Regions from separate parts of the Homo sapiens genome. Here region 1 is linked to region 2. A link is a loop called in an ENCODE intact Hi-C map of the cell type or tissue named here. Cell type or tissue: GM12878. All regions are shown on one strand. Each heading gives the region's core, and the rest is flanking DNA. Links, peaks and the distances in the headings are about the cores only. Region 1 has its middle 350 kb from the start of CASK. Region 2 overlaps CASK (calcium/calmodulin dependent serine protein kinase).

What was found. Hi-C counts contacts between places; a loop is a spot of excess contacts. Peaks named below come from ENCODE experiments on the same cell type or tissue, not always from the same donor. Only the 100,000 strongest peaks of a DNase experiment are listed, where the experiment ranks them.
Region 1: it touches region 2 in a loop (2.7-fold over the local background); 2 of 110 quality-filtered maps call a loop at or near these places.

The regions. Positions count from the first base shown.
Region 1 is chrX:42,270,037-42,286,185 of GRCh38, reverse strand. No RefSeq gene overlaps it. Among named protein-coding and RNA genes, the nearest start is that of CASK, 350 kb to the right of the region's middle. In GM12878, for the core only: no CTCF peak of the experiment used is centred there; a DNase peak (open chromatin) is centred at 8,985.
Region 2 is chrX:41,790,642-41,806,790 of GRCh38, reverse strand. The region is part of intron 2 of CASK (calcium/calmodulin dependent serine protein kinase); the gene reads left to right. Among named protein-coding and RNA genes, the nearest start is that of GPR82, 75 kb to the right of the region's middle. RefSeq lists an enhancer at 3,369-3,910. In GM12878, for the core only: a CTCF peak has its summit at 8,541 (motif pointing left); a DNase peak (open chromatin) is centred at 9,990.

The DNA of each region.
Region 1 (16,149 bases), core at 4,858-12,857, 480 kb before region 2:
TGGCCGCCCATCGTCTGGGACGTGAGCAGCCCCTCTGCCTGGCTGCCCAGTCTGGAAAGTGAGGAGCGTCTCTGCCCGGCTGCCATCCCATCTAGGAAGTGAGGAGCGCCTCTTCCCGGCCGCCATCCCATCTAGGAAGTGAGGAGCGTCTCTGCCCGGCCTCCCAACCTCTGAGATGTGGGGAGCGCCTCTGCCCCGCCGCCCCATCTGGGATGTGAGGAGCGCCTCTGCCCGGCCGCGACCCCGTCTGGGAGGTGAGGAGTGTCTCTGCCCAGCCGCCCCGTCTGAGAAGTGAGGATACCCTCCGCCTGGCAACCACCCTGTCTGAGAAGTGAGGAGCCCCTCCGCCCGGCAGCTGCCCTGTCTGAGAAGTGAGGAGCGCCTCCGCCCGGCAGCCACCCCGTCTGGGAGGGAGGTGGGGGTCAGCCCCCGCCAGGCCAGCCGCCCCGTCTGGGAGGGAGGTGGGGGAGTCAGCCCCCGCCCTGGCCAGCCGCCCCATCCGGGAGGGAGGTGGGGGGGTCAGCCCCCCACCCGGCCAGCCGCCCCGTCCGGGAGGTGAGGGGTGCCTCTGCCCGGCCGCCCCTACTGGGAAGTGAGGAGCCCCTCTGCCAGGCCACCACCCCATCTGGGAGGTGTACCCAACAGCTCATTGAGAACGGGCCATGATGACAATGGCGGTTTTGTGGAATAGAAAGGGGGGAAAGGTGGGGAAAAGATTGAGAAATCGGATGGTTGCCGTGTCTGTGTAGAAAGAGGTAGACATGGGAGACTTTTCATTTTGTTCGGTACTAAGAAAAATTCTTCTGCCTTGGGATCCTGTTGATCTGTGACCTTACCCCCAACCCTGTGCTCTCTGAAACATGTGCTGTGTCCACTCAGGGTTAAATGGATTAAGGGTGGTGCAAGATGTGCTTTGTTAAACAGATGCTTGAAGGCAGCATGCTCGTTAAGAGTCATCGCCACTCCCTAATCTCAAGTACCCAGGGACACAAACACTGCGGAAGGCTGCAGGGTCCTCTGCCTAGGAAAACCAGAGACCTTTGTTCACTTGTTTATCTGCTGACCTTCCCTCCACTATTGTCCTATGACCCTGCCAAATCCCCCTCTGTGAGAAACACCCAAGAATGATCAATAAAATAAATAAATAAATAAATAAAATAAATAAATAAAAGTTGCCACCTGAATTAATGCAGCCATTACCAATGTTAATAAACCCCTTTAAAGACCTGGTAAAAAAAAAAAAAAAAAAAGCAGTTGCTCATATATGTGTGGGTCCTTTTCTTTAATCTCTGTTCTACTTCATTGATCTATTTGTCTATCTTTATTTCAATACAACATTGACTTGATCATTGTACCCTCATTATAGGTTTTGAAATTAAGTGGTGTTAGTCCTGTAACTTTGATCCTTTCTCAAAATTGTCTTTGCTGTTCTAGGTCCTTTACATTTCCATATGGATTTTAGAATCAGCTTGTCAATATCTACAAAAAAAGCCTGCCAGGATTTTAATTTGGATTGTATTAAACATATAAATCAATTTCAAAAGAATACGTTGCCAATATTGGGCCTTCCAACTCATGAACATATATATCTCCATTTACTTAGTTCTTATAATTTCTCACAATGATGTTTTAAAGGTTTTTGTATACAGTTTGTAGTTGGCTGAGATTTCTACCTCCTGGTGTACATGCCCTATATAATTTTCTCTCCCTGAGTGTGAGATTTCACTCCTGTCATTAGGTTACTAATCAGTTGATTTTGAGTTAATAGAAAAAGAAAATATTTTGGGTCAGCCTGACTTACTTAGGGGAGTTCTTAAAAGAGGATGAAGTACCAGAGGCACAGTCTCCTCCTGGCTTCAAAGAAAATAAAAGCTTGCATGAGTTCTACAGCCTTAACGAACTGAATTCTGTCTATAAGCTGAATGAGCTTTAAGAGGTTCCTAAGCATCAGATGAGACTACAGCTCTGGCTGACACCTTGATGTTATCTTGTGAGATCTAAGTAGAGGATTCAACTATGCAATGCTCAGACTCCTGAACCACAAAAATGGTGTATCTTAGTCTGTTCTGGCTGCTATAACAAAATACCATAGGTTGGGTGGCTCACGAAAAACAGAAATTTATTTCTCCCAGTTCTGGTGGCTGAGATATCCAAGATCAAGGTGCCTGCAGATTTTGTGTCCAGTGAGGACTCATTCCCAGTTCAAAGACAGCCGTCTTCTCACTGTGTCCTCACATGGCAGAAGGAGCAAGGGATCTCTCCAGAGCCTCTTTTATAGGGGCACTAGTCCCATTCATGAGAGCTATGCCCTCATAACCTAATCTCCTCCCAAAGACCCCACTTTCTATTACTATGGAGGTTAGGATTTCAACACATGAATTTTGGGGGCATACAAATATTCAATCTATAGCCCAGTGAAATAATAAATGGGTTCTTTTCCAAGCCAAAAGAAAAAAGAAACCAAAAGCTGGTCCTCCGAAAAGTGAAGTGGGAATCAAGCCCATCCACTGGTTGGGGATGTGGCTTGGGAAGAAGGGATGTAGAAAGAGCATTCCTTGACTCTCTGGGTTCTATCATTAACTTGGTAAGTCTTCTGGCCTCATTGGATCAAAATTTTCTAATTTTTCAAATAATTACTTTGCCTATGTTATTAGATGAGACATCACTGTAAATGGTTTGAATACAGTGATTCTTTACAAATACAAAGCATTATTAACATCTATTATTAGTGTGCTAGCACATACGAAGAGAAATATGAAGAATAATGTTATCAAAATTAATTCAATTAATCTCTGTTTAAAGGGTGACACAGATTTATTAATTGCATAAATTATTACCTTAAATTTAAAACTATCTAACTCCCAAGTAGGCTTTGGTAATTGGATGAGTACATCCATTTAATAAAATTATAAAAAGAAGTCATATACTTACTATCTACTATAAATTTATACTCTGAATTGGACTGTGTTGAAAACAATTCAGTAACCACCCTGAAATAAGAAGAGTAGAGACCCTTGTGACAATGAAGGTAAAGGTTTCAATAAGGCCCTCCCTTCCTGTCTTTCAGAGTTTGAAAATCTTTACCTCTACAGAGTTCAAAGATAGTTTTACTTTTCTTCCTTCTCAGTAGTGACTGGTGATATCTGAAACTGTAAACAGTTCCCCAGATGACCTGCAGTCATAGCCAAAGAAAGACAAACACAAAGAATATTTCTTGAGTCTAGGGTTATCAGATGCTAGGCTATGTCAAGAGAGAACCACTTCAGAAGAAATAAGAGGAATACAATATTGGTAGATTCCATTTGAGATGACAGTAAGGCAGTCAAGGAAGGGACTGCTGATAGCGATAAAGGTCCCAGGAAGGTCAGGGATAAAAGAGAAGACTTGTGTTCCAACTGCACAGAAAAGTTTTAGCTTAGTAAAAGATGACAAATGAGTAGTGTTTGTGCTAACACCCACCAAGACTTACCAAGAAATGTAGCACACAGCCTGAAGCAACTATAGCTTATCAAAAGCCTAGGCTACTATAAGCAGTGGACTCCCGTACGAGAGATAACTCATACATAAACATTACAATGGAAAATGTCATCTTTTCTAACAAGCCCAGATATTTAGAATTGTATAATTCATCACTAAATGCTGAGTTAAAATCCAAATTTGCTATGGAAGTTCTTGTTTCTAAATGATGATTTTAAAAGAGTCAAAAATAAATAAATAAATTGTATTTTTGAAATCCTAATAGAAGTTTAGAATACTTAAATATTACTCAAGAACTTTAAAGCAGATTAGTAAACTTCAAAGAAATAAAGATATTGCTTTTTTCCTCTGTATTCTATTTCTCATATTTACTCCTTCATTTGTTTGAGAGAATTGGCCTGATTATTATGATATGGTAATACATATACTCATCACATCACCTAGTTTCAACCAGTAGCTCATGGCCAATCTTGTCTCATACATTCCCCACCTACTACCCTCCCCAGCCCGTGCTACTTTCTTATTTTGAAACAAATCCATAATTTCCTAACGTGTAATCTGCAAATATCTCAGTATTTACTGCCAAAAATAATAATACTAATATCACATGTAAAACAACAATTTTTCAGTATTGTTAAAATTTAGTCAATATTCAAATTTCCGTGTCTCATATCTGCATTTCTGTGATGTGTTGGATCAGAATCCAAATAAGATCTGTACGTAGCAATTGGTTTCCTTTTTTTAAGTCTTAGTTCACTCATATCTTTTTTTTCTTGCAATTTTTTGTTGGATAAACTAGGTTGATGGTCCCATGTTTTGTACAGTCTGGATTTTGGAAATTGTATCTTGTCTTAGTCCATTTTCTGCTGCCATAATGGAATACGACCGATTAGATACTTTAGAAAGAAAAGAGATTTACAGCTGGCCATCTGTATCCACCGTTTCTCCATCTGTAGATTCAAACAAACCACTGATCAAAAATATTGGGAAAAAATAATAAAATAACAATACAACAATAAAAATACAGATAAAAAACAATACAGTATAATATCTATTTACATAACCTTTACATTGTTTTAGGTATTATAAGTAAACTAGAGATTTAAAGTATATGAGAGCATATGTGTAGGTTATACGCAAATACTATACCATGTTATATTAAGAATTTGAGCATCCTCTGATTTTGGTATCTGTATGGGGCCCTAGACCAATCCCCCATGGATACTGAGAGACAAGTGTATTTAGCTCACAGCTCTGGAACCTGGGAAGTCCAAGATCAAAGAGCCACATCTGGTGATGGCCTTCTTGCTACATCATAACATGGCAGAAGGGTAAGCAAGCACACAAGACAGGGAGAAAATGGGAGCTGTACTTATCTATCATCAGGAGTCTACTCTCATAATACCTAACTGACTCCTACAATAAAGGCATTAATCTATTCATGAGAGCAGAGCCCTCATGACCTAATCACCTCTTAAAGGTCCCAACTCTTAGCCCTATCACAATGACAAATACATTTCAAACGTCCTGAGTTTGGGAGGGAAGGTTCAAACCATAGCATATCTCATGATATTATTTAACATGTTCCTCTGTCCCTGTATTTCCTGTAAATTGGTTATTAAAAGTAAAACCTTGATCATATTTGGTTACACTATTTTGCCAGTAATCTTTAATAGGTAGTGCTGTGAGTATCCATTAAAAGGCCAAGAAAGCTGGTTTTCTCTCTTTCTGTGATGTTAGCAGTCACCCACTATCATTGTCCAGATCAATATTTTATTAGAGGTTGCAACATAGAAGTGTTATAATTCTATCATTCCTTCATTTACCAGCTAATATACTTAAGAGGGAACTTTCATGATGAGTACTTTGAACTAAAAGTAAAAGAAGAAGAATAAGGAACTTCCACTGATCAATTAATTGATTATAATGATGTGCTTTTTATGTAGGAAACAAAGATAAAAGCTAGATTTTTTCCACTTATATTCCAGTTTTCAGGATATCCATTGGTTCTCTAATACAAAGAAGATCCGAGGTGACCAGTGACCTTTATTTTTTTAATCAGAATAAGCATAAGGAAAGATTAAGCATATACAAATGTTTCAATCCATCGCGATTGTTATTCTTATTGATAATCAAATCGTCCCCCTTCAAGTGGCTCTTGTGTCCTTTTAAGAAACCCACAGTAGTCTTTGAAAGCTTCCTTGCCTCCTAGTTTCTTAAGTTGTTCCAGGCTTATCTTATACATTTTCTGCCCCAGTTCTGATATCAGCTAATTTTCCAAGGAGCCCAGGTTCCTTTTAATGGAAAATGGTACTTAAAGACCACAACCTGGACACCAGGGATGTGCATTGCTACTGGGATGGTCACTGCTTTTAGGTCTTTTCAGCGTTCAAAGCTAGAAAATCTACTTACGAAAGATGAGCTATAATGTGAGTTTATAATGACACTTTCATTTCAAATCCAGGAATATAAGATTTTTACTTAATCTCATCTGTATTATATCTGTATCACCTGTTATTCACGCCAAAAATCCCAGCTCCCAACAACACCAGCATACTCATTTGCCTTTTCCTACACTACACACACAACATCAGAATTATAACCTAATATTACCAAGACATTTTTACAGTTCTTTCTGTCCTTAGCACATAATCACTCTAGGAATGTAAAGCCAAATTATTGTGTTTAATTGAAATCATATGGAACAGTTCCTCTCTGTACGGTTAAGTCAAAAACTTACTACATAGTTTGTTTCATCTGTTTTACATTACTTTTTTTTATTTTTAGAGATTGCTTTTTAAATTTTAATTTTGTAATATAATTATATAATATAGTTTATTGTTTCCAAATTCAAATCTACAAAACAGGGTATATTCAGAGAAGTGCCAACTCTATTCCTTTCCCTTCACCATGTTTTCTTATTTCCTGTTCCCCTTCCCTATTGGTAACCTTTTTTTTTCTTTTCATTTTTAGCTTCCAGTTTATCCTTCCTTTTTTACTATAAGCAAATAAACATATTATACTGTATGTACATTCATATACACATATGGGTATATATAGTAATATACACATATGAATATATACATTCATACCCCCCTTTCTTAGAATAAATGATAGTTTATAATATATGCTTTTCCTACCTTGCTTTTTCACATAATATACGCTGGAAACCAGTCCTCAGCAATGTATAGTGCTATTCCTCATTCCTTTTCATAATTGCATAGTATTGCTTTGTGTAGATGTGTGTTAGTTTTTTTTTGTCTCATTGATAAAATTTGACGTTTCCAATTTTTTGCTACACTGTGTTATAGTGAATAACCCTGCACATGTGTCGTTCTATATTTTTTGCCATTATATCTTTAGGGTTGATTCTTAGAAGTGGCATTCATAACTCAAAGGGTAACTGCATATGCAATCTTGTTAGAAATTACCAAATTCTCCTTCACAAGTACCATTTTGCATCCCTGCCAGCAATGTATGAGGGCAGGAGCGTGCATTTTGTGAGGTAAACCTTAGTGCTAATTTTAAAGAGTAGACAACTACCCCCTCTCAAGTTGGGTTTATGGTTGAAAAATAATCCCCCTTGTCCTCTTCTACAAATCAGTTAGCTTAATACTTTCTGTTGGCAGTGTCTGGGCATTACCCACAATGCCAATAAATTGCTCCTTTCAGTTCTGTGCACAGACAGCAGTGGGAACTAATTATTTAGAGGGGCTGGAATTGGCCCACCTCAGACCTTCCCAGTGGGACAGGATGTGATACTAGCTGCACAAGCTGCACACAACTTAGATGGCCAGACTCTGACGGGGCAGAAGCCTAGCAGGCACACTCTTAGAATGATCACACTAGATAATGAGAGCTACAGATCCACACGGGCAATAAAATCATCTACTTTGAATGCCCTCATCTTTATATCACTGCCCTGCTGAGAAACCTACTCGGGATCCTTCCCATCTGTGTTGTCAAATTCAGGCTTGTCTGCTCAGCGTCCAGGTCCTACAAACAAATCAGCCTCCAGTCTGTTCTCCCCTGCATGGCTCCTCTGCTGTTGCCAAGCCAAGTTCCTTGCCATTCTTTACACTTATAAAGACTTTCTCTGCCTCTGAGCCTGTGATTATTGCATTTCTTGTTCCAAGGATGAACCCTAGAGTTTAGCCAGTCTACTCTGTTCACTTCCCCAAGAACCAGTCAGTGCCAGACTCCATCGGAACCCATTCTCCCCTCACCAATTATTTCATGAGCTGCTGGTCACTTGAAGACTGATGTATTTCTACATCCACAAGAAACACTAAAACAATTAACATCGTGTTCTGCACATGACATGGGATTAATACATGTTTGGAAGCCTGACTACCTAGCACTTAAACTTATGGCCACATACAAATCAGTCTTAGAGTTAAATCTGAAACTGTAGAACTGGATTTATCATTCTCTCCAGAAAGAGTAGCAAATGAAAGATCCTCATTCATGCATAGGGGAGAGCACATTTCCATTTCCATGCACTATGAAGACAGAGTAAAAGAACTGGGCTACAAAATATCCCTAAGCAAAGTGTAAATCGGAAAAAGAATAAATCTTACCACAAACACAACAGACACACCAAATTGAGTACAATCTAGCACATGGGATAATAGCTTATGCTAAAAACAGGAACTCCAAAACCGTATGACCAGTATGATACCAAATTTATAAAGAAACTGTATAGGCATATATAAAATTTGCATATACATATATTTATGAAAATATACAGACATAGATACAGATTCTATCAGTATTTCTGAGTGGTAAGCTTATGGATTTTTTACAGTTTTTTGCTTATTTATACTTTTTTGGTATACAGTGCAACTTTATGATAAGCATGCATTACTTTTATGATAAGAAAAAAACCAAAACATAAAATATTTACCTGAGATACAGTACAGCATCTGTTTGTCAAATATACTTGAGATACATAAATATGATGTGGGAATTCAAATTTGATCAGCATCTAACACATCCAAAGGAGAAAAGAGGGCTTTAGAAAGATTCTAAAAACAACTCAAACGCAATCACTGTTGAGCCAATATTTGAATAGGCATTATTTATAGCCATAATTTTCAAAGATCAAAGCAGCCTTCCCTTCCCCATTGTCAAAACAAAGAGAAGATGCGAACTTGCTGAATCCACATTTTAAATGCACACAGAGAATGAGCACATGGTGTCTTACCTCATCTGTAATGGTATGTTGTTGACTAGAAGGAAGACAAAGGTAAAAAAAGTAACAGAAATAGAGGCACAAAGTTAATCTTTAACCTCCTGCCTTAAGGCTAAGGAGAGGTATTGCCATTCACCCCCATCCAAAAGCAATTGAATGACTCCAGTGTGTTTCTACAAGAAAGAAAAGGGCTTTGGGAACAAACATATTTCAGGAGTGGGCTTTTTGAATAATAAACTGACTTTCTCTCTGAAGCTGATAAAGTGGTAATGGTGGGAGGTAGTGGAAATTACAAGGGTTTCAGTACTGTACTCGGGTGCTTTTTAATGAGTTGCCCTGGGCAAATGTACCTAATCAGCCTCCACTATTCATTCTGCTACTGCCCACATCTTTGCAAATTGCTTCTCATTTTTATCCCATAATAAGCTAGGAACACTAGAAACCCTTTGCTATTTTTAATTTTTCAAAACCTACCTAACCATATGTCATTTCTAAAGACAACCTCTTCTTGTTTGGGTTGTTGGCTCCTTTGGCAAGACAGAAACAGCTTAGGGGCCTCCCTGGTTTTCCCTTCTACTTCCACTGTATTTCATTTTGTTGCCTGTTCATCCAAATGGATATCTGGAAAACTGGATAGATAAGTGACTCCAAAGTAGGTTTCATTTTCTTCCCATCTTCCCATGAAAAAAAGAAAAATACTCTCTAGCATGAAACCTTACTCCCTCCCACCACTGCCCCCTATACATTTGGGCTGCATCTATTCCTGAAGACAATGAATAAGGTGATCTGGAACTTTTTAAAGTTCTAACAGACTGCTTCTTCTCCTTCGTCTCTCACTCCCAATCCATCACTATATTACTCAGCTATTGCTACACTAATCCTGTGCAACAAGCAAGCCCAAAATGCAATATAGCCACATGCATTTATTTCTTGTTCACAGCCTGCAGGCTGACTGTGGTTCTGCTGAGATCATCTGAGATTTGCTGGACTTTGCCCATAACTGTGGGTTGGAATCACATATACTCCACAAGTCTCCTCATTCTGGAACCAGCATGTACCCAGAGCATGTTCTTCTCATGGCAAATGCCAGAAATGCAAGAGACCAAGTCAAACACACAAGCTCATTTAAATTCTCCGTACTTGTGTGTATTAGTTTGCTATGGCTGCCATAACAAGATACCATGAACCAGGTGTCTTAAAACAACAGAAATTTATTCTCTCACAGTTTTGGAGGCTAGAAATCCAAAACTAAGGTATCAGCAGGGTCATGTTCCCTCTGAAGGCTCGAGGAAAAAAATATTTCCTTACCTCTTCATAGTGTCTGGTGACTCCCAGCAATCCTTGGCATTCCCGGGCTGGTAACTGCATCACTCCAATCTCTACCTCCATCATCACATGGCCTTATACCGTGTGTGTGTGTGTGTGTGTGTGTGTGTGTGTGTGTGTGTGTGTGTGTGTAAGTCACCAGTCACTGGATTTAGGGCCCACCTAATTTAGTATGACCTCATCTTAACTTGACTACATCTGCAAAGATCCTATTTCCAAATAAGGTCACATTCACAGGTTCCAAGAAGACATGAATTTTGGGGAGATATTATTCAACCCACTACAATGCCCGTACATGCTAACATTCCATTGACCAAAACAAATCACATGGCCAAGTCCTAAAAGCAATGAGGTGGAGAAGTACACTCTGCTTATTCATATGGGGGATACCACAAAGTCATATAGCAAAGTCAGTGAACATATCATTCTATTACAGGGTGAATAAAAAGTTGGAAACAATACTCCAACCTACCAGAGTTATCAGTACATGTTGTTTCTTTACACATCTCACACAACCATATCTTCTCTTATCATTCATAACTGGATTATATGCGTGGGATAAGGAAATTGGTAATCTGTTGGGAAAGAGGTTACCATTTTTCTATGAATTTACTAAGGGACACAAAGTATAAATCAGACACTTTTCTAAGCTTATCTCATATAATCATTACAACAATCTCATGAAGTAAATGTTAGTGTTACTATTCCCATTTTACAAATGAGGAAATCGAGGCTCACAAAAGTTAGGCAGTTGCCCAGGTTTATTGCCGAGCCAAGATTTAAACTCATGCTAATCCCAAAGCTTGTGTATTAAACCTTGCAGCTGTGACCTTGAGGCTTCCTTCCATCTACACTCCCAGTAAGATTTAAAACATGATAAAAAGAAGTTTATGGAGTTTGTTGAACACTAATTTTGAATCACCAGTGCCTGGAATAGAGCCTGAGTATTATAGATGCCCAATAAATATTTGTTTTAAATGATCAACAGAATAAACAAATACTTGACAATGTGTTAGGGCCTAACTGCCTCCTTGAACCCTAAGATGTTAGTGTAAGTGGGATAGTATCAAGGACAGACATTTTGTAAGACATTAATTTAAACAAATGGCCATATTAAAATCCTAATGCATTGGAAGTTAATCTTACAAGGCACTCTGTGGGAGCTACTGACCTTTGTGTCTTCACAGAGCTACAGTCCTCAAAAATGGATCTAGCTGACCTCCATCTGCAGACTCAGCCCCATCCCAGGCTCTGGATCTGATCCTATAGCTTCACAGTGTATTTAGGAAGTCCTCATTCAAGAAGTTAAGTAATCTGGTTTGATCTAGGGAACCAGGCTAGTTCTGGACTTGTATCCCAAGTGTAGGAAACAGGCATTGTTCCTGTTTATTGATTCATCCGTTAGTTCTTTCAACTAACCATTAAACACCTGCCATTTGCCAATCCCTAAGTCAGGTACAGAACATAAAAAGACAAATATAAAAGAGACAGTGAGCCTGGGATCTCTTTCCTAGAAAAGCTTGTACTTCCCATAGCCAGTCCTCAATCTGTACCTCAGTTTGAACAGTTCAAATCCAGCACAGGTTGGATTCCCTGGGACTGAGACTCTGAAGCACAGATTTGTGTGCAGGAATTCTATTAGGGAGTGCTCTTAGGATCCACACCTGTGGAAAAACTGCCAAGGAAGCAGGAGTGGGCAGAGAGAGGAGTGGGAATGCTAGGAGTCCAGTGTGCTGTGGACTGAATTGTCTACCCGAAAATTCATCTGTTGAAGTCATAGTCTCAATGTGGCTGTATTTGGAAATAGGACCTATAAGGAAGTAATTAACGTTAAATGAGGTCATGAGGGTGGGGCCTTAATCTGACAGGATTGGTGTCCTTATAAGTTGAGGAACAGACCCCAGAGACTCTCCCTCTCTCCCCAAGAATACAGAGGAGTGGCCACACAATGACAAAGTGGCTACTCAAGCCAGGAAGACAGGCCTCACCAGAAACCAAACCTGCCATTACCTCAATCTTAGACTTCTAAACTTCAAACTGTAAGAAAACACATTTCTGTTGTTTAAGCCACCTAGTCTGTGGTATTTTGTTATGGCAGCCTGAGGAGACTAACATACAGTCCTGATGAAGGCCTCATTCAAACCCCACAGGCAGATCTGGAGCTGGGATAGGCCTTCAGAGTTGTCCCAAGTTGGGGTGAGGGGTCAGACATTTATACCTCAGCATTGCACCATCTTCGGGTAGGAGATATTATTTTGCGCAAGACAGCTCTCTTCAGTGGAAATGGCTATCTTCAGCTGAGACAATCCCCAAAAAGGGCTGACAGTTGAAGGCTTCCAGCAGCAATGGGACTAAGTTTTTTAGCCATCTCTGGGCAACACTGTAAGACCCTGCCTTTATAACCTACTTGGTGCCCTAAGACTCTAAGTCTGGGATCTTGCCTCGTTCTCAGCAATGTCTCCCCTTTCTGAACAGGATTCCTATCAGCTGGAATCCTGTTCTTAAATTCCATCTCAGTGACTAGGGTGTGCAAGCTTCCAGATCTCTGATCTCAGACCTCTGATTGCCTGCTATGTCTTCTCGTAGTGCCTTATCCCTGAGGCCATGCTCTGCTCATGAGCAATGACACTGTGCTAGACCTCCCTGAGGCTGACTACTTGCTCTTCCTCCCGTATAACACTTGCCCCAATCTTTCAATCTTCCTATACACTCTGCTTCACCTGCCTGGCGAGAACATTTTCTATAACCTAGACTTTGGTCACCTCCATTGGTATGCCTAGCACCCAGAAACTCCTTCCTTGGCAGTTCTGCTGGCCATGGAGCATCAAGCCTCCATCTACTACACTCTGGAGTGGTTTCTCATATTCTGACCTGCAGAACATACACTTATACTTGTAACAAGAGAAGAGGGTTCCCAATTGCCAATCACCCTTTCATGCTTTGGATATACTTAAAGATTATGTGTATATTAAAAGCTTCAAAATGTTCTGCAGTAAAGACATATGTTTAACTGTTTCAGTCATCTATTGCTGTATAATAAACTACCCTAAAACTTAGTGGCTTAAGACAATGCTCTATGCTTTATCATGATTTTATGGGTCAGGAATTCAGGCTGCATTTATTCACATTCAGCTAATGGCTAGGCTGGAAAGCCCAGCATGGCTTCACTCACATGGATGGCACCTCAGTGCTCCTCCATGTGACCTCGCCAAATGGCTAGGCTGAGTTTCTCAAACTATGGTGATCTCAGAGCAGTCATACTTCTTATATGGTAGCTGACTTCCAGACAAAAGAAGGCAAAGCTGCTAGTTCTCTCAAGGCCCGCGTTTGGAAACCCCAAAACATCACTTCTGTCACATTATATTGATCCATATAAGTCACAAGGCTGGCTTTGACTCAAGGGGCAGGGAGGGGCAAAGTCTTCATGTGAAGAGTAGCCTGCATATACAGGGAGGGGAAAAAAATCATTGGGAGTCTTATTTGGTGTAAGCCACATATTTCAAAAATTATCAGAAACATACAATGCTTTTGCTCCTAAGACTCATCAATTTCTTGAAAATCTTTTATTCAACATAGCCAGTTTAAGAATCTCTGATATCATATAATCATAGTCTCACTATGTTATGTGCTAGAGAGGCCTAATCAAAGACAAAAGTGTGAGAAAGTTAACATTAGACCTCTAGGTCTTAAGGATCTACCATCCCATGGATGGTAGTACATGGTAGCAAGTGTGACTGCCCCTAAGAACTTGGAAAAAAAGTACAGTTTCTCCTTATTGTCATATGCGGAGTCTCAGCCCTCCACCTTATTCTATGCTTATGAAACAACTCTCTGATTACTAAATCCATGAAGTACATGCTGTGGCTGACTCTCCAACATCCATTCTATCTCTCTTCCAATGAGCAGATTTAGAGGAAGTTGGCAAGCTAGCTTTAACTCTAGACAAGAATGATTGATTTAAGGGTAATCCCATATTTTCCTTGCCAATGACTGGTCTAGGAATTGACTTGTGACCAAATTTTGGCCAAGGAGATAAAAGGAGTATATTGGTAAAAGTTTATTGAAAACTTCATAGAAACATAAAACATAGAAAGCCTCTTCCTTTTCTGGCCACTCCTAAAAGGAAGCAACCCAATGTCTTCCCAGCTGCTATACTTAGCTGCAAGCCCATCCCTGGTTGACACTGAGTCCTCTCTATCAGATCAAGATATAGTTCCTAGTGATCAAGCAATAGATGGCTATAAATTAAATGATACATCTTGAGCATATGTAATGCACAATGGCCGATAAAGCACAGAAGCTCTAATAAAACCTTCCTTTTAGAAAATAATAATTTTAAAAATGGCCAGGCATGGTGGCTCATGCCTGGATTCCCAGCACTTTGGGAGGCTGAGGTGGGTGGATCACTTGAGGTCAGGAGTTCAAGACCAGCCTGGCCAACACGGTGAAACCCCATCTCTACTTAAAAAAAAAAAAAAAAAAAAGCCGTGGCTACTCAGGAGGCTGAGGCACAAGAATAGCTTGAATCCGGGAGGTGGAGGTTGCAGTGAGCAGAGATCGCACCACTGCACTCCAGCCTGGGCGACAGAGTGAGACTCTGTTTCAAAAAACAAAACAGAAAAAAGAATGAAAAATACCACCAATGATCATCAGTCTACGGATATATGATATATTTCTTCCTGGACATGGTAGCAGGGTTTACTATTCTAGTAGTAAAGGGAGTTCAAGAGAGACAACCAATCTGGCATCCCACAGTTCTCTCTGAAAGAAACCCCACTGTCTTCCAATGGCAACATCTGAGATGAACATCGAAGCTTATCTCATTTTTGTAAGACTTTACTGGAATATGTAAGAAGTAGTCAATAGCCTGAAATTTTTCTGCCAGATCCTTTAATGTTCCAGTTGTGGCAGGTACATTATTTAATTAGAGAACGACAAATGTTTCACTCTGGCATGACAATGATAGAAAACTCAAGCTTTGAGCTGAGTTCTCAAAAAACTCAGTTCTTTGAGCTGTATAAAATTGAAAACCGGTCTCAACCTCTCTTCAATAATAATAAAACGTATTGTTGGCCAAAACTAAAGTTAACTGATCTCAGACCTCTGCTTGCCTGCTATATCTCCTCATAGTGCTTCATCCTATAGGATAGACTTCAGGGTTAGTTGAGCAAGAAAATCATCAAGGACACAGGTTACTTCCATTTCTTCATTCTAACACCAACACTGTCAGCTTCATCCTGAGGCTGATTCCCCTCATGGCTATAGAATACCCCCTTATAGCAACTAGTGCTAATGGTTACTCATTTATACCCAGTGAGAGACTGACTTCCTGTAGCTGTGCTTATCAACAAGAAAGTTGCATTTCCAAAAACTCTCAGAGAAGTTATTTTTGTTTTTCATTAGACCAAGTTGATTTGGGCCAGACTATCTGCTTAACAGACTGGCTTACATGACTAGATTAGACTAATTGGGGCTTCAAGGTCTGGGGTCGACCAGCTTCCCCTGAGGCATGTGGGTTATGTGTGGGAGTAGATGACACCTACACAAAATCACAATTTAGTTAGGAATGGAAAAAGAGGGAATGAATGCCAGGATGACAACCAACATTTCCTATTGCATTTGGTTTTGATTCCGGGGGGTAGGTACCTTGAGTGGAGGATAGGATCATTCTGCTTACCAGGGAGGAATATTTCCCCCTGGAACGTAACACACTTGCATTTCATTTGTAAATCTGTATCTCGTGATTTGCTTACTTTAAATAAACAGCCTTGCTTTAGAACTATGTCTAACAAGGCTGAAGGCCAATCCCAATTGTTGGACCAAGTTATAATCACTCAGGTTAGGCCACTACTCACCATGGTGAGTACTTTTTAGTCTATAACAGCAAGAACTGAGCTAGTTGAAATAAGGAGAAAAAGAAAAAGAAAAAATTATGATTGTGTATATGCATTAACAAATTGCACCCACAAATATGCACCCACAAAATGAGAGAGGGAAAGAGAGATTTACCAAGCCAACACTGATAGCTATTTCTAATGTGTTTTGCTTGTTCTTTCAGCAACTACTTCTTTGTATCCAACTTAAATTCTTCCACTTAAAACTTATTTCCTCTTGCTATTTTTCCACAAGCATCGTCCAACAGGATACATATT
Region 2 (16,149 bases), core at 4,049-12,048:
CATACACACACATTTCCCTCTTCCTTGGATAAAAGGTGGCATATTCTACACACTATTCTACATCTTCTTGTTTTATTAAGTCGTAGATACTCTGGAGTTCACTCAATAGCATGGTATTAAGATTGTCCTTTTTTCTTTTTAAAGCTCCAGGATATTCCACTGGATTTAAATTTTTCAAAATCTCATTTGATAAACATTTATTGTCTACTGTGTGTGTCATCTGTCACGGGTAGTGCATAGCATTGTAGGGCAAACAGAAATGAACAACATATAGTCTTCACCCTCAAGAAACTTACAGAATTTTAAAATACTTTTACAAATGTGTACCTCTCACAGTAGCTGATCCAGTAACAATTATTTTTATTTTTACCCATCTCCTTTTTAGAGAACAGAGTAAAAATTTTTTTGCCATCTATTGTTTCTGTTATATTTAATGTCATTTCAGTAGTATTTATAAGCAGTCTAGGAACACGTCCCAACATTTAAAATACTTAGATATATGATTGTAAAGTGTGAGGCAGAGAAGTACATCATATGAATGTATGCTATTTCTAAATACTTGCTATTAATTTTAGTCACTCTAAAGTCAGAATATACCAGACAGTCCAAATTACTGTAATTATACCATCCTTTTAAAAACTTGGCACCTCTTTATTCCCAATATTACTCCAACCATTATCATTATAACAGGTTCCTGTTCTGTACCTCACTCACATCTGTACTCTTCTCCAATATTTCTTATTTCTTTAATGTCTGTACCTCATAAGATGCTGAACTTTTCTTTGAAGACTTAGGCATTGGGGCTGTGGGGGTACTAGCCTAGACTTATTGAAAGCAGCTCACCTATGGTACTTTGTCACGGGAGTGGGTATATCTGTGCTAGGTATTGTCCTTCCTATCTCTTTGTTGGCTCTTAGGGGCACTCCGTCTCTCAGGGTCCTGAGTCTGACTTTGCATCTTTGAATATGGTGTCTCTCCTTAAAGTCATCTTGGTTACACCTTGGGTTTACCTTTTCTTTGCCTGTCCTCCAGTAGTGGCCCTGAAGCCTATCCATGTTATCATTTGGCTACTCCTGGCTCTTCCATCCTGGAGCTGTTAACCTAGTTGCTCTTGAACTCTGCATATAAGGCCCCCTTCCCTTTCTCTTTCCCCTTTCCCCAGTTGCTCTCTAGGTTTTCTAATTTCTTTCCTGACACTATGTATGGCTTTAGTCAAGCGTAACCCTTGTCCCTAAATCCACAAATATAAAGCTAAGACATGTTACTTGTCTAGTTTTCTTAGAGAAGGAAACTTCTCAGGTCTTTGTATGCTTCCTCATACAATTGTAGGTTGCAGTAAGGTTAAATGGCTGAAAAGCGGTGAAGGAACATGTTCAAGAAGTTTCATATGATTTCACTACATGAATGTAGATGTGGTAATCTAGCACCTACTGTACTACTTAAAGCATTTCCTACAGTGAAGGCTTCTGAGAAAATAAATACTATTCCTGAAGTAGTCTCACAAAAAAACCTTTTTTAATTCAGAAAATTGATTCCAGGTTCACTAAGTCAGCATTTTCTCTCATCAGGCATTGCAACTAATGACATTAATGAGAGCCATGCCATATTTTTTAAAACAAAGGATAAAAAGGGCAAAACTGAGAATTTTAAAAGGGAGTTGTTTCCAGTAGTCTGTTTGAACATTGTAATTAACCAAGAAATAAAACAAGAAAAGGCCATTTTAATTGTGTTTTTTAGTACTCCATTAACAGTGCATCAAGCTCCTTATGAATTGAGACAGTATAAAATGAGTGCTTACGTTAAAGTAGGAAAGCCATCAGTCTGCGGTACAGAGCATTGTATTTATTAGAGTATCCCAGACCTGAATGAGTATTACCACCATTAGGTAATGCTTAAGTGTCTATTTTAACAAAAGGCATTTTTTTTTGTTATTATAGAGAACAAACACTAAATTGACTAAATAAATGAAGTTTAAACAAGAAATAAAACAGCTAGAATTTGCTTGCTTTTGTTGGTGGTGATATGCTCTTGTAGCCCCAGCAAATTACATCAGCATTGTTACCCTCGACAGGGAGCTTTATAATTTGTAGCATGTAAAATAACCCTTCCCAAAAAAGAAGAGAGCCAGGACCTGTGTTGAACTACTTACAAAGCAAGCATGTCCCTGGTGTCACCTTAGTAGTTTTAGTGAGAAAGATGGGATTTCTAAGGACAGTAGTTCACAGTTGTGCTCTCTCTGTTTTCTGTCTTTCATGCTTTAAGGTTTTTTTGCTCTCTTATTTTAATGTGTGTGTCTCTATGTATGGGCATGTAAATAAATATGCAGATGGTGGCACCTATGTAAGAAAATGTTTGAACACAGCCCCAATTTCAGAGCTCAATATGGCATGGGGAATTCTTGGGAGAATGTGACCTATTGAGGGTTGGTTGGTTGTTTGTTTTTAAGATGGAATCTCCCTCTGTCACCCAGGCTGGAGTGCAGTGGTGTGATCTTGGCTCACTGCAGCCTCCGCCTCCCGGGTTCAAGCAGTTATCATGCCTCAGCTTCCCGAGCAGCTGGGACCACAGGCGCCCGCCACCACACCTGGCTAATTTTTGTATCTTTAGTAGAGACAGGGTTTCACCATGTTGGCCAGGCTGGTCTCGTACTCCTGACCTCAAATGATCCACCCACCTCAGCCTCCCAAAGTGCTAGGATTGTGGGCATGAGTCACCGCGCCTGGCCAATTATCATAAATATATGCTTTTTAGTGGACCATATAGAAAGTTCTATTCTGGTTCTTTATATGGTTGGGTTTTACTTTTATCTAAGTAATGTAAGCACATGGTTTTAAAAGTCAAATCATGCTACTTCTAACAACAAAAAAGCAGTGTCTCTCCTAATTTGTTCCAACTCCACCACTTTAAGCATTTTTGCTGTTTCTTCTGTAACCAGCAACATATATTACTATTTCTTGATTTCATAGTTTCAGATATCATCAGTTATTGCCTTTTTGCTATGAAAGATGTAGCTGTTTTATGTTGCTACCCTCCCACCCCACTTCCTGGTCCCTACTTACTTTCCCTTCCCCATTTTTATAATATTCATATTTCAGTTATTCATATAATATGATTGTATTTCTTGTGTAATTTATTGTTATATCTGGGGTGAATCATTGACTCATTTCTTTGATTGCTTAGTTTTTTGTTGTTGTTGTTTTTGAGACAGTCTCGCTCTGTCACCCAGGCTGGAGTGCAATGGCGTGATCTTGGCTCACTGCAGCCTCCACCTCCTGGGTTCAAGCAATTCTCCTGCCTCGGCTTCCCAAGTAGCTGGGATTGCAAGAGCGTGCCACCACACCTGGCTAATTTTTTTTAATATTTTTAGTAGAGATGGCGTTTCACTATGTTGGCCACGCTGGTCTCAAACTCCTGACCTCATGATGTGCCCACCTCGGCCTCCCAAGGTGCTGGGATTACAAGCGTGAGCCACCGTGCCCAGCCCGATTGCTTGTTATTTTATGTATTATTGCTAATTTATCCCTAGGCTGTCCCACTAAACTGTGTAACTTTCCTCGGTACATTCAACCCCATTGGATAATTTATCACATTCATTGTTTTTCTTGGTGACAGAGGGCCCCCTGCCTGTGAGCCTTTCATCTGTTTCATTGTAAGTTGGTTGCTGTCCTGGCCTGCTGGGCTCGTCATGAGAATTCCTTTTGCCTTTCATCTGTGCTAGAGTCTTTGTTCCCTAGGTTTCTTGTTTTTTTGCTTTTTTGGTTTTTTTGGCTTCCTTCTTCATTTTGATAAAGTATGCCCTCTAGTAACTTTCTGAGAAGAGGTGCTTTTTTGAGATACCTGAAAATGTCTTTATATTACTCTACAATTTGATAGTTTGGCTGGGTGTAGAATTCTAGGTGACAATTTTGAAAATATATAGCATATGGGTGAAAGTTTATATGATGCAACGAGACTACTTAGGTTCATATCACACTTAACCAGCTGTGTGTGACATGGGCACATCACATAACCCTTCTGTGCTTAAGTTTTCTCATCTAAAAATCAGGCATAATATCTTACCTGCCCTTACAGTTATTGAGAGGATTGATTGAATAATGTATGTAAAGCACTTAGGGCAGTGCCTGGCCGTTTTTCTCCCAAAGCTTTAATGATATTCTCTTTACCCCAGTGCCCTAAAATTTTACAATGATGTGCTTTACTGTGGGCCTTTTTAAAAGTCGTTATACTGATTGCTTAGAAATATTTTTAAATCTGGAAACTCATTGTTCTTTAGTTTAGAAATTCTTTAAAATATTTCTTAGATAACATCCTTTTCTCCAGTTTCTTTGTTCTTCTTTTCAGGAGTTGCTGTGATTCAAATAACATAAGGGCTTATAAGGTAGGGCTTCATCTCTAACCTTTTCTTTCCTGTTCCTCTTTCTTTATCTTTTTGCTCTACTTTGAGAGATTTCTTCAACTTGATCTTCTAACCCTTCTGTTTGAGTCTCGTGGTTTAGCTCTCATTTTTTATTTTCAAGGACTTTTTTCTGAATGTTTTTCTTTTAAACTATTATATAGTTTCATACTCTTGTCTTCATAGGTTTCATATTCTTATCTATCTCAAAGTAGTATATTTTTGAAATTTTCTTTGCCTTATACAGGGAACAGTTTCCTCAGAAAAATATTAAGAGGGAAGTGTTAAATAGGTGCCTGGGAACACTCTGTATATGGGTAAATTCATTATCAGTGATCAGACAAAGACTAGGCCATTTTTTGAGCGCCTTATGGATATCCGTTATCTGTAGATCTTTTGTTCTTAAGCAGGTCAGTTTGACAGAAGAATCTTCTGATCTTCTGCCTTGGGCTAAGGGTATGTGTATTAGGGGGAGAAAGGGTACGTAGGGGCATTTAAGTCTGACTGCAGTGGTTCTGAGAGATAAAGGCTGAGGGTCTTTATTTTAACATGTTTAATACATGGAACTTTCCAGTTAATCCTCTTGTTTGAGTACAGCACTTCAGTTTGACGTGAGCTAGGGGTCTGGTGTCCAAAGTCTCCAAAAAGTGGGGTAAGGATAATTTGCTTGGCCAAAGATATCCAAGGTCATACTGCATACCTATAAAGGTTCAGCCAGTCCTCCTGTTATCTGCTCCACCATGCAACCCTGCCCTCAAAGATACCTGGTGCTTCCTATTGCTAAACCTTTCTTAGGGACATTTTGACAGGCATATCAGCGTGCTTCTTACTGGCTCGCCTTATTGAAAGCTTGTGTTCAGGTTCTACAGAAAGCTTGTGTTCAGGTTCTACAAAAAGATGTCAAGAAGGGATTTGATGTGCAAGAAATTTATTGAGAGTGAAAATGAATGGTAGGGAGCTGGAGGAGGCTGGGACAGCCATCACAGGTCATGCAGGTCTGACCCCGTTGGAGGAAAAAGGGAAGAAAAAGAGGAGGATTGGGTGGGGAAATTATTTGACCAAGGTGCAGTTTCAAGGATGTTTTGGCAAGGCGTATTGGGAGTCCTTGAGCCAAAGTTGACCATCAGAGACCCATATCTCACAGGAATTAGCCTGCTTAAGTATTCCTGCTGCTCTTAGTCACCAGCTGAGAGTATTTATAATAGCTGCTTTGAAGTCTTTTCTGCTAATTCCAACATCTGGGCTCCCTCAAAGGCAGTTTCTATTTTCTGCTTTTTTTTCCCCTCCTTTGTAAAGGTCACACTTTTCTGCATTTTGCATGTCTCCTAACACTTTGTTATAGCAACTGTGGATACTGACACCTTCCTCCACTCCAGGGTTATTCTTTTTTAGTTACTTGCTGGACTAGTTCAGTGCAACCTCTGATGTCCCTCTTCAGGACAGGTGTGGTCCTTATCCATGCATTTCTCTGCTACCTCTATTGGTGTTAAACTTAACCAATCGATAGCTGATTGCTCCCTTCTTTTTGACAATGCCTTGTGGTATAAATTGCTCCATAGTCTGATCCAATTAAAATTGGGTCCCTTCATGGATGAAATTGGAAATCATCATTCTCAGTAAACTATCGCAAGGACAAAAAACCAAACACCGCATGTTCTCACTCATAGGTGGGAATTGAACAGTGAGAACACATGGACACAGGAAGGGGAACATCACACTCTGGGGACTGTTGTGGGGTGGGGGAAGGGGGGAGGGATAGCATTAGGAGATATACCTAATGCTAAATGACGAGTTAATGGGTGCAGCACACCAGCATGGCACATGTATACATATGTAACTAACCTGCACATTGTGCACATGTACCCTAAAACTTAAAGTATAATAATAATAAAAGAAAAGAAAAGAAAAAATAAAAATAAATAAAAATAAAATAACATTGAGTCCCTTGTCAGGGACAAGTTTTTCTAGTCTTTGAGACTTGCTATACCCTTCCCTGAGCAGAATCTCTGCACTATAGAGTAGGAGCTGGGGAAAATGGGGAACTCACTCCTCATTGGCTGTTCCACCCAGATCCTCCCTCTGAAGCAGGGTTTTTGTGTTGCCGGGAAGGAGGAGGTATGAACTGTGCCTCCTTTTGCCTCTGCTGCTACTCAGTGTGGATCTTCCACAGCTCAAAACCAGGGAGTATGATATCTGTCAGTGTTCACCAGGTGCTGAAAGTACTCAGAATAGTTCTTTCACCCTAGGAAGTTGAAGGAGATGGGAGCTGCCACTCAGCTGCCAAACACATCTCTGTAGCTCTCTTGACAACACAGAGCTGTGTGGGCAGGGGGGACTACACTGTTTACCAGCTTCCTCACCTGATTCCTCTGTTTTTAGCTGGAGTTCAGGGGAGAGAAATGGCTGCTGCCATCAGCTTCTGCCGCTTGCTCTATATAGGCCTTCCACAGCATGGAGCCGTGGAAAATGGGATCTGCCAATGTTTACTAGCTGCCAAATCCACCCCGAGTAGCTCTTCCATCTCAAGGGGCGGATCTGCCCTTAGCTGCTGAACTCCTTAAAACAGTTCTTTGGCAAAACAGAGCTGTGGGGGGACAGGTGCAGTCCCTGTGTGGTCCCTATCTCGAATGCTACAGCCTCTTATTGTTCTTATCGAATTTCTGTAGATTCTATTGAATAAATGCTTCTCTATTTGTTGTAAGCCCTTTGATCAGTCTCCAGGGACTTTGAATGATTGTGATTTTTGACCAGCTAAATATATGTCTCTCCAGGGGAGAGATATCCCTGAGCTCCTTTATACAGCCATTCCAGAAGTCCCACCTAGTCATTGTGGGGGTTTTCTGGGTTTTTTCTGAGACAGAGTCTTGCTCTGTCTCCCAGGCTGGAGTGCAGTGGTGTGATCTCAGCTCACTGCAACCGGCTCACTGCCTCCCGGGTTCAAGCGAGTCCCCTGCCTCAGCCTCCTGAGTAGCTGGGATTACAGGCGCACGCCACCACACCCAGCTAATTTTTATACTTTTAGTAGAGACAGGGTTTTACCATGTTGGCCAGGGTGGTTTTGAACTCCTGGCCTCAAGTGATCTGCCCACCTCAGCCTCCCAAAGTGCTGGGATTACAGGCGTGAGCCACTGCACCTGGCTGTCATTGTGTTTTTAATGATTCTGTCTTAATAGAAAACTAGTTTTACACAAATATAATCAAGTGACTTAAATTGAAAGGACTAAGATTGAAAACTGAATTGAAATTGAAAATTGAATTGAAATTGAAACCTAAGATTTTTTTGAAAGGTATGATTTTATTACGGAAATTTGCTTGATTGAGCTTTATTTTAATCAAGACTTTGTATTTCCATTTTTAGAATTAATTCAGAGAAATAGCTAACCTATAAAGTTCATCTTCAGAATTGAGTCATTGTAGACCTAAGAAGCAATATAGCAGAGTTATTAAGAGCATAGGTTCTGGGGCCAGACTACCTAGGTTCCAGTCTTTGCTTTGCAGCTTATTGGTTCTACCTGGGTTCCAATCTTTGCTTTGCAGCTTGTTAGTTCTTTTTATTTTTATTTTTGAGACAGTCTTGCTCTGTCACCTAGGCTGGAGTGCAGTGGCATGATCTCAGCTCACTGCACCCTCTGCCTCCCAGGTTCAAGCAATTCTTCTGCCTCAGCCTCCCAAGTAGCTGGGATTACAGGCATGTGCTACCACACCCAGCTGATTTTTATATTATTAGTGGAGACGGGGTTTCACCATGTTGTCCAGGCTAGTCTCAGATTCCTGACCTCAGGTGATCCACCTGCCTTGGCCTCCCAAAGTGCTGGGATTACAGGCGTGAGCCACCGCCCCTGGCCGCAGCTTATTAGTTCTGTGAATGAGTTACTTAACTGCTCTCTGTCTATTCATATATAACATGAGCATCATCTGCCCCTTAGAATTATTGCGAGGTTAAATGGGTCAACACATCTAAAATAGAGCCTGACTCATAGTAAGTACTCAGTAAATGTTAGCTGATGGTTATTGTTGTTAGACACATTAAAGGCAAATAATCATCTCATCTTTGTATTTTATTATTGAGACCAATAATATTGTCTAAAGCCAGAGACCTTGGTGAAACGCTGGGTGCCCAGCTAGCTATAATATGATCTTTAGTTCCCTCTAGTGGAAGAAAATTAGATAGGCTCTTTGCATAAACATGCTGCTTTTGGAATTGTGATCATTTAACCTAATAAAATTACCCCTGAATAATTAACCAAAGACAATATCCACATACATAAATGGATTTAAGAAATTGTTAAAACTTACAATCTTAAATATTCTTTCCAAGTGAAACTTTTTTGGGGACGTGTAATTTATAATATTAAATAATATAGTATATAAACCATCCAGTGACATAAAAAGTTAGGCATATATTACTTTTGTTTAAAACAAGTGCATTCAGTAGTAGTAGTACCTTGAAGTTTTCCATTTTAACATTCATACCCAGTTATCTGCAAGTAGATGGCATTTCTTGGTCATTCTCTGAGAAGTCTTTAATCATTGTGATATGCCACCTGGAGTAGATTTCCTTGAAGTTTTGGCATTTTTAGTATCCTCTTCCACACAGCCTATGGGGTAACAGAAAGATTGCTAGATTGGGAATCTGAGACCTGGGTTCATCTTCCAGTTCTGCTATGAAATATCTGTGTGACTTCGGGCATGTCTTACTAGGGCCTCATTTTCCTTCTGAGTAAAATTTGAGGATAGAGAGGAGCATGTGATGATGACTGTCTTGCTGTCACTTCTGTTTCTAACATTCTCTGATTCAGTGATACATACACTTTGATGTGAGACAGGAGATGTATAATAGATGTTGAGTCTAAGTTGGGTAAATGGGTCCTGTATGCTTGATGTTGCCTTCTAGCAGGATTGGCAGGAATGGAAATCACCAGCAGTGGAATGATTTGGTAAATGCCAAGATCTTGAGGCATCTATGGAGGCGGTTGCTAGATTGCAGCAGGGTATGCCTCCCTCAGCTTGGGAGATTGTTAAAGAGAACTTTGAGGCAACGTCTAAGTGGGATCTTGATGAACAAGTAGGGGTTTACCAGGCAGAGAAGGAAGCACGTGGAGTATCATACAGAGGGAACAACATTTGTCAGGGGACAGAGAGCAGGGGGCCGGTGCACAAGCTGCGGGTGGTTCAGGATTGGGGTCAGGGAGGCTGAAGGAAGAAGCTACTGGAAAGGAATGTATAAATGTGTGACTTCAAAAAAAAAAAACAAGAGCTAAATTGTTTGACTAAGAAGCCGGAGAGCTAGCTTCTATTTCCAGTTATACTGTTAAATAGGTCTGTGAACCCTAGTTAAGTTGTTGGACTTAAAAGATTTTTTGGAAGGCTTTCAAAGCCATGCTTAGGGATTATAATGTCTTGCTGTATGGAATGGAGCTCAGTGAAGGTTTTGGAATAATATAATATCTGTTTTAGAGTAAAACTATGATGACACTTTAATGAGTCTAAAGAGAAGAAACTAGAGGCAAAGAAACCCATTTAAAGATCTTTGCTGTGATCCAGTCAAGAATTGTTGAGGGCTGAAACTAGGGTAACCGCAGTAAGGGAAAGATAGTTTTGACAGGTGTTGCAGAAATAGAATGGACAGGTTTTGGCAGCTGCATATAGGAAGTAGAGGAGAAGTGGTAGATGGTGTGAAGATGACTCCAAGGGCTGTCTGGAAGATTAATAATTTTGGTAATCAGTAGGCCACACACATACAGCTACATGGGTTCTGTTTTACTTTTCTTAACTAGTGTCCTTATTATTAAACATTTTGAGTGTGTCTAGTTTTTTTCCCAAATAACCCTATGGTCATCTTGAGGTTTTTTACGAAATATGTGATTTCCCAAAAAACTGTAGATGAAAAACTGCAAAGTTAAAGTAGGCATAGAACTACACTATATATAGCAGTGTGGTTTACTAATAGATGTTCACATTGCTGCCTTCTTGGTGTCAAACTCGGTTTGATTGACATTTGTTAAACATAGAATGATTTCCACCAAAAATGATGAAAGGAAAAGAAAACAAAACTTATTGTGCATGTGCACTCTCACATACTTTATTAATCATCCAGGCCTAACTACAACCCTGTATAGGAGTTGTTATCTTACTCTTTCTATTTTACAAATGAGGAAACAGATGTTCTAAGGTTATGCAGCTACTAAGTGATGAAGACAGGAAAGACAGGTCTTTTGACTACAAGTCTATTGCCCTATCTATTATATCATAACTGCCTGCCAGCAGAATGTGTTAGTGCTTAAAAGGATAGATGCCAGATCTGTGGAAGTAGGGTGACCAGTCATCTTGGTTTGCCTGGGAATGAGGGTGGGTTCTCAGAACCCAGGACTTTCAACCTGGAAAGATCCTCGGTGCCACAACTGAGAAAGTTCCAGGCAAACCAGGACAGGTTGGTACCCTGTCCAGAAAAGTCACTTATATGAAATAAACCATTATCTAGAATGACTTAAATAAGGTATTTACTGTATTTCTTTCCCATAATATTGTGTCATCAATGCTAAATGACAAATGATTCCTAAGTGAAGAGGAGTTAAGGCCCCGCCTTCCTTCCATCTGTTTGTTTTCACTGGCTCTGAGCATCCTGCCTTGCTGCAGTTACACTCAACTGTGTGTGAATCAGATACTAGATGCCTTTGCTTCTAAGTCAGTTTTATTTTATTTTTTATTTTTATTTATTTATTTGTTTATTTTTAGACAGGATCTCACTCTGTCTCCCAGGCTGGAGTGCAGTGGCATGATCTTGGCTGACTGCAACCTCCACCTCTCGGGCTCAGGTGATCCTCCCACCCCAGCCTCCTGAGTAGCTGGGACTACAGGCACACGTCACCGCACCCAGCTAATTTTTGTATTTTTTGTAGGAACAGGGTTTCACCATGTTGCCCAATCTGGTCCCAAACTCCTGGGCTGAAGCGATCCACCTGCCTCAGCCTCCCAAAGTGCTAGTAGAATTACAGGCACGAGCTACCGTGCCTCGTCTCTAAGTCAGTTTTTAAGGAAACTTATGCTTTGCCCATTCCAAATTTGATGAAATGGCAAAAGAGCTATTCAGGGAAAAATCAAGGAGGGCTGTCAGTATCTGTGATTTCAAAGTATTTATCAAAACAATTAACTCATTTTTCTTGGTCCTTTTTCAAATAAGTATCACATATTGGTAGTTATTTCTTTACGATAAATTTGTTTTATACTATTTTTATGAGACTTTGTTGACAAAAGGATTCTGTAGCTGGATGGGGAAACCCATATTATTAAAAGAAAAAAAAACCTCAGATAATCATTTCACTATGCCGTACAGAATTTTTACCTCATTCATTTTTTACATATTGAAACAGACCACAAATTGCTTTCTGGGAAAAGTTTTGGCCCTGCTGTCAGTATTTCCTGGGCTGGCCCCATCCTGGAAGAAGATTTGGGGGAGAAATGGGTGGTAAGGAAATCTATCCTGTCAACGTGTCCTTGTTGAGCTCCTCAGCTATCAGTTAATAAATATAGAAAGTAAATTATAGATAACACAATTATGAAAGTATAAAGCACAGGTATGTGAAGAACATTTTTTTTCTTTGACATATTAGTTGAATTCCCATTTTATTTCAGTAACTTCTCGTTTGCTTTTTAAATTTTATTGAAGAACGTGTATGCACAATAAAATGTACCCATCTAATTGTACACTTCAGTGAGTTTTGACAAATGTATGCATTCTGTCATCCCACAAAGTTCCTTCGGGCTCTAACATGTATGATTTTTAAGACTTTAATATTGAAAAGTAATTGAGTTATAAACTGATATTTCTCTAATTTTCTTGTATAAAGTAAGGAATACCATGTTGAAATAGGTGTCTGGTTTTTCTAATAGTCAAATGCCCTGATCTTCCCCCCTTTGGTTTACATTTCCCAAAATGAAAAGCAACAGAGCAATTGCACCTTTTAGACAAACTTAGAGCATTGTATTTCTATTTTTGTCATATACAAATTTGTTACACTTATCAGAACTGAAAACTCTTTGGGAAATATATTAACAAAACCCCATTAATTTGTAAATGCTTAATGCAGCTAAGATTGATTTCTAATTAATACACATTTGCCTATTTAAGAAAATTTTCACATCAGTCAAACACTGAATTAATGGTATGCTGCTTCCTTTCTTTATTCACCTGATGATGATATTTGGGGCCATAGGAATTTTTTTTCAATGGGCAAGAATTCAAAGAAATTAGAAGGTGCTTGGATTTCTGTTTGTGTGTGTGAAAAAAGACAACAAAATGTATAGAGCTAGTAGTGAAACATGTAAAAAAGAATCAAAGAAATTATGAGTTTGCAGTTGACCCAGATTTCTATGGTGGCCTGTCTAGGCCTCTACTCTTCACTAGCTGAGGTCAACTTTCCTGAAGGTCAATGAGGAAGATAGCCTCATTAAAGCCAACCTGACCTGTGTTGTTGCCAAAGGCAGCTGGGATCTTTATTCTTCAACTTGATTATGAGATAAAGGTAGAACCCAGCAGCAGAAATTGACTTTGCTACTATAATCCTTCCAAGGTTCTGCTTGGATTCCTTTCTTAAAGTATCATTTGGTCATTCATTTCAGTACACTAAGGAAAAATATGTTGAGTCAATAATGACTTTCATTTACTTATTTTGTTATTAATATTTATTGAAATGAACACATTAGTACTTGTCCTAGTTCTTTCTATGACTAGATTAGAATATTCTTTATTTTGATTTTGAGTCCAGGTCAGCTCTTAGCGAATTTTGTTTAACTGTTGAATTTCTAACACAACCTAGACATTGTTTGGAAATGAATGAGAATACTTGTATATTTGTTAGGAAAAGCGCAGTATCTAGTTTCTGACTATCACTAGTTACAATGCAGCTGAAATAAGCCGGTTCTGTAACAGTCTTGATAGCCTGTCATTCAAGTCAGTATTACCATATTAGCACTATTGTGTGATTGGATCTTAGGATATATAAAAACTATGCAGACCCAGGAGGCACTGTGGTGTGATGTAAAGAGCAAAGGGCTTTGGTTATTAGTCCTGCTTCCTCCACTTACTAGCTGTGTGATTTATATCATTGAGCCCTGGACCTCAGTTTCTACCTCTGTAAAATGGGGAGATATATGTGCATATATATGTATGTGTATATGTACATGTATGTCATGCAGGGTTATTACAGTAACAAATGAGGACTTATAGAGGGGCACTTTAAAGTCTCAGAGTTTGCATTAGATTAACAATAGTGAAGAAATTCCAGATTTAGTTATTAAATGATGGATTTGGGTTATTAAAAGAAGCTATAGGATTTCCTTCTGTGAAAGTATTTTTTAAAAACACATCTGTTTGAATTTAGATTCTTTTTGGAATGACTGACATTATAAATATCTGTAAGAATTACAGAACTCACAATCAGGAGAGGATAAGAATTAAAGCAAGTCAACTTATCTAGAGTGGCACCATTCCAATTTGGTAGACACTAGCCACATGCAGTTATTGAGCACTTAAAATGTGGCCAGACCAAATTGAGATTTGCTATAAGTGTAAAAATACATGCTAGATCTCAGAGATAATAGTACAAAAAAAGTAACTTATTTTATTAATTTTAGTATGATTATATGTTGAAATAATACTTTGTATACATTGAATTGGATAAAATATGTTATCAAAATGAATTTTACCTGTTTCTTTTTACTTTTTTAATGTGGCTACTGGAAAATTTAAAATTATATGCATGGCTTACATTATACTTAAATTGGATGGTGTTGATCAAAATCTTTATTGAGCTAGGTGCAGTGGCTCACACCTGTAATCCTAACACTTTGGAAGTCCAAGGCAGGAAGATTGATTGAGGCCAGGAATTCGAGATCAACCCGGGCAACATAGCGAGACTCTGTCTCTATAAACTATTTAAAAATTAGCTGGGCATGGTGGCACGTGCCTGTAGCCCAGCTGCTCAGGAGGCTGAGGTGGGAGCATCCCTTGAGCCCAGGAGTTCAAGGTTACAGTGAGCTATGATCACACCACTGCACTCCAGCCTGAGCAACAGAATGAGACCCTAGCTCAAAAAAAAAAAAAAAAAAATCCTTATTGAATGCTCTCGAGCAAACGAAATCTTAAATTTAGATCTTTTAAGTTCAGATACAGATAGAATGAAAAGTTCTCCTAGTTCTTCAAGAAAAATAGTAGTAAAATAATACTTTACAGGAAAATCATTTTTAAAACAGACCACTTGAACCAGCTTCCCTAACTTTCCCTTACTTGACCAGTCTGATAGGCAGACCCTGGTGGGATACTTGCTTTACTATTGTTGGAGAGCCCAAACTTTTTAGGAAAATAATAGTCATTCTAATGCCATATGGCAGGTTGATTTCATTTAAGTTTCTAATTTGGGTTAGAAAATTAAATATTGCTACCTGTATTACTAGTTCCCCTTTTAAAGGGAAATAAATTGATAAAATAAATATAGGCATATAGTTAAATGTAAGGACACTAAACACAGAAATAGATTAGTTTAAAATATTTTTAAAATTTCCTGAGAAATTACAAAAAAGAAAGTACAACTTAGCCATAAAAAGGAACAAAATAATGCCATTCACAGCAAGCTGGATGGAGTTGGAGACCATTATTCTTTTTTTTTTTTTTTAATCTGAGATGGAGTCTCCCTTTGTTGCCCTGGCTGGAATGCAGTGGCGTGATCTCGGCTCACTGCAACCTCCGCCTCCCAGGTTCAAGCAATTCTCCTGTCTCAGCCTCCCGAGTAGCTGGGACTACAGGTGCACGTCACTACACCCGGCTAATTTTTGTATTTTTAGTAGAGACGGGGTTTCACCATATTGGTCAGGCTGGTCTTGAACTCCTAACCTCAGGTGATCCACCTGCCTCAGCCTCCCAAAGTGCTGGGATTACAGGTGTGAGCCACTGCACCCAGCTGGAGACCATTATTCTAAGTGAAGTAACTCAGGAATGGAAAACCAAACATTGTATATTCTCACTAGTATGTCAGAGCTGAGCTATGGGGACGCAAAGGCATAAGAATGACACGATGGACTTTGGGGGAAGGGTGGGAGGGGAGGTGAGGGATAAAGACTACACATTGGGTACAGTGTACACTGCTTGGGTGACGGGTGCACCAGAATCTCAGAAATCACCACTAAAGAACTTTTCCATGTAACTAAACACCACCCGTTCCACAAAAGCTATTGAAATTAAAATAAAAAATGTACTCATTAAAAAAAAAGAAAGTACAAAGGAGAGTGAAGAGAGGTACCAGTTACTAGTCTGTAAACAAAACAATACTTCAAAATAGAGATGGTAACCCTGGGTCATGTCATTCCCAGGTACATTTTGTGCTAACATCTGTAAGCAGTCAGATAATCACCACTTTAAATCATATTTTCATCACCTGCTTTCAAATTCCTTCCTACTTTGCCTCTAGAGTTGATTTGTAGGCAAATAGTGTTTTTAGTTTGCTATATCAGCGTGGACTTAATAGCACTTAATACATATATCTTTAATTCACATTCATATTTAGAAACAAACATTTTGAGTTTAATATTCGTGGAATCTATAGTTGGAATGGATATATTTGTGTTTTTAATTGTGCTATTTGAGCTATTTAATTTATACTTGAATTCAGGAAAACATGACCACAATTTTTCTAGATCATTGCCCTTATCATTTGAAATATATTTTTATGTTGCTAGTTTCATACTAGCAAATCAAGTCAAAT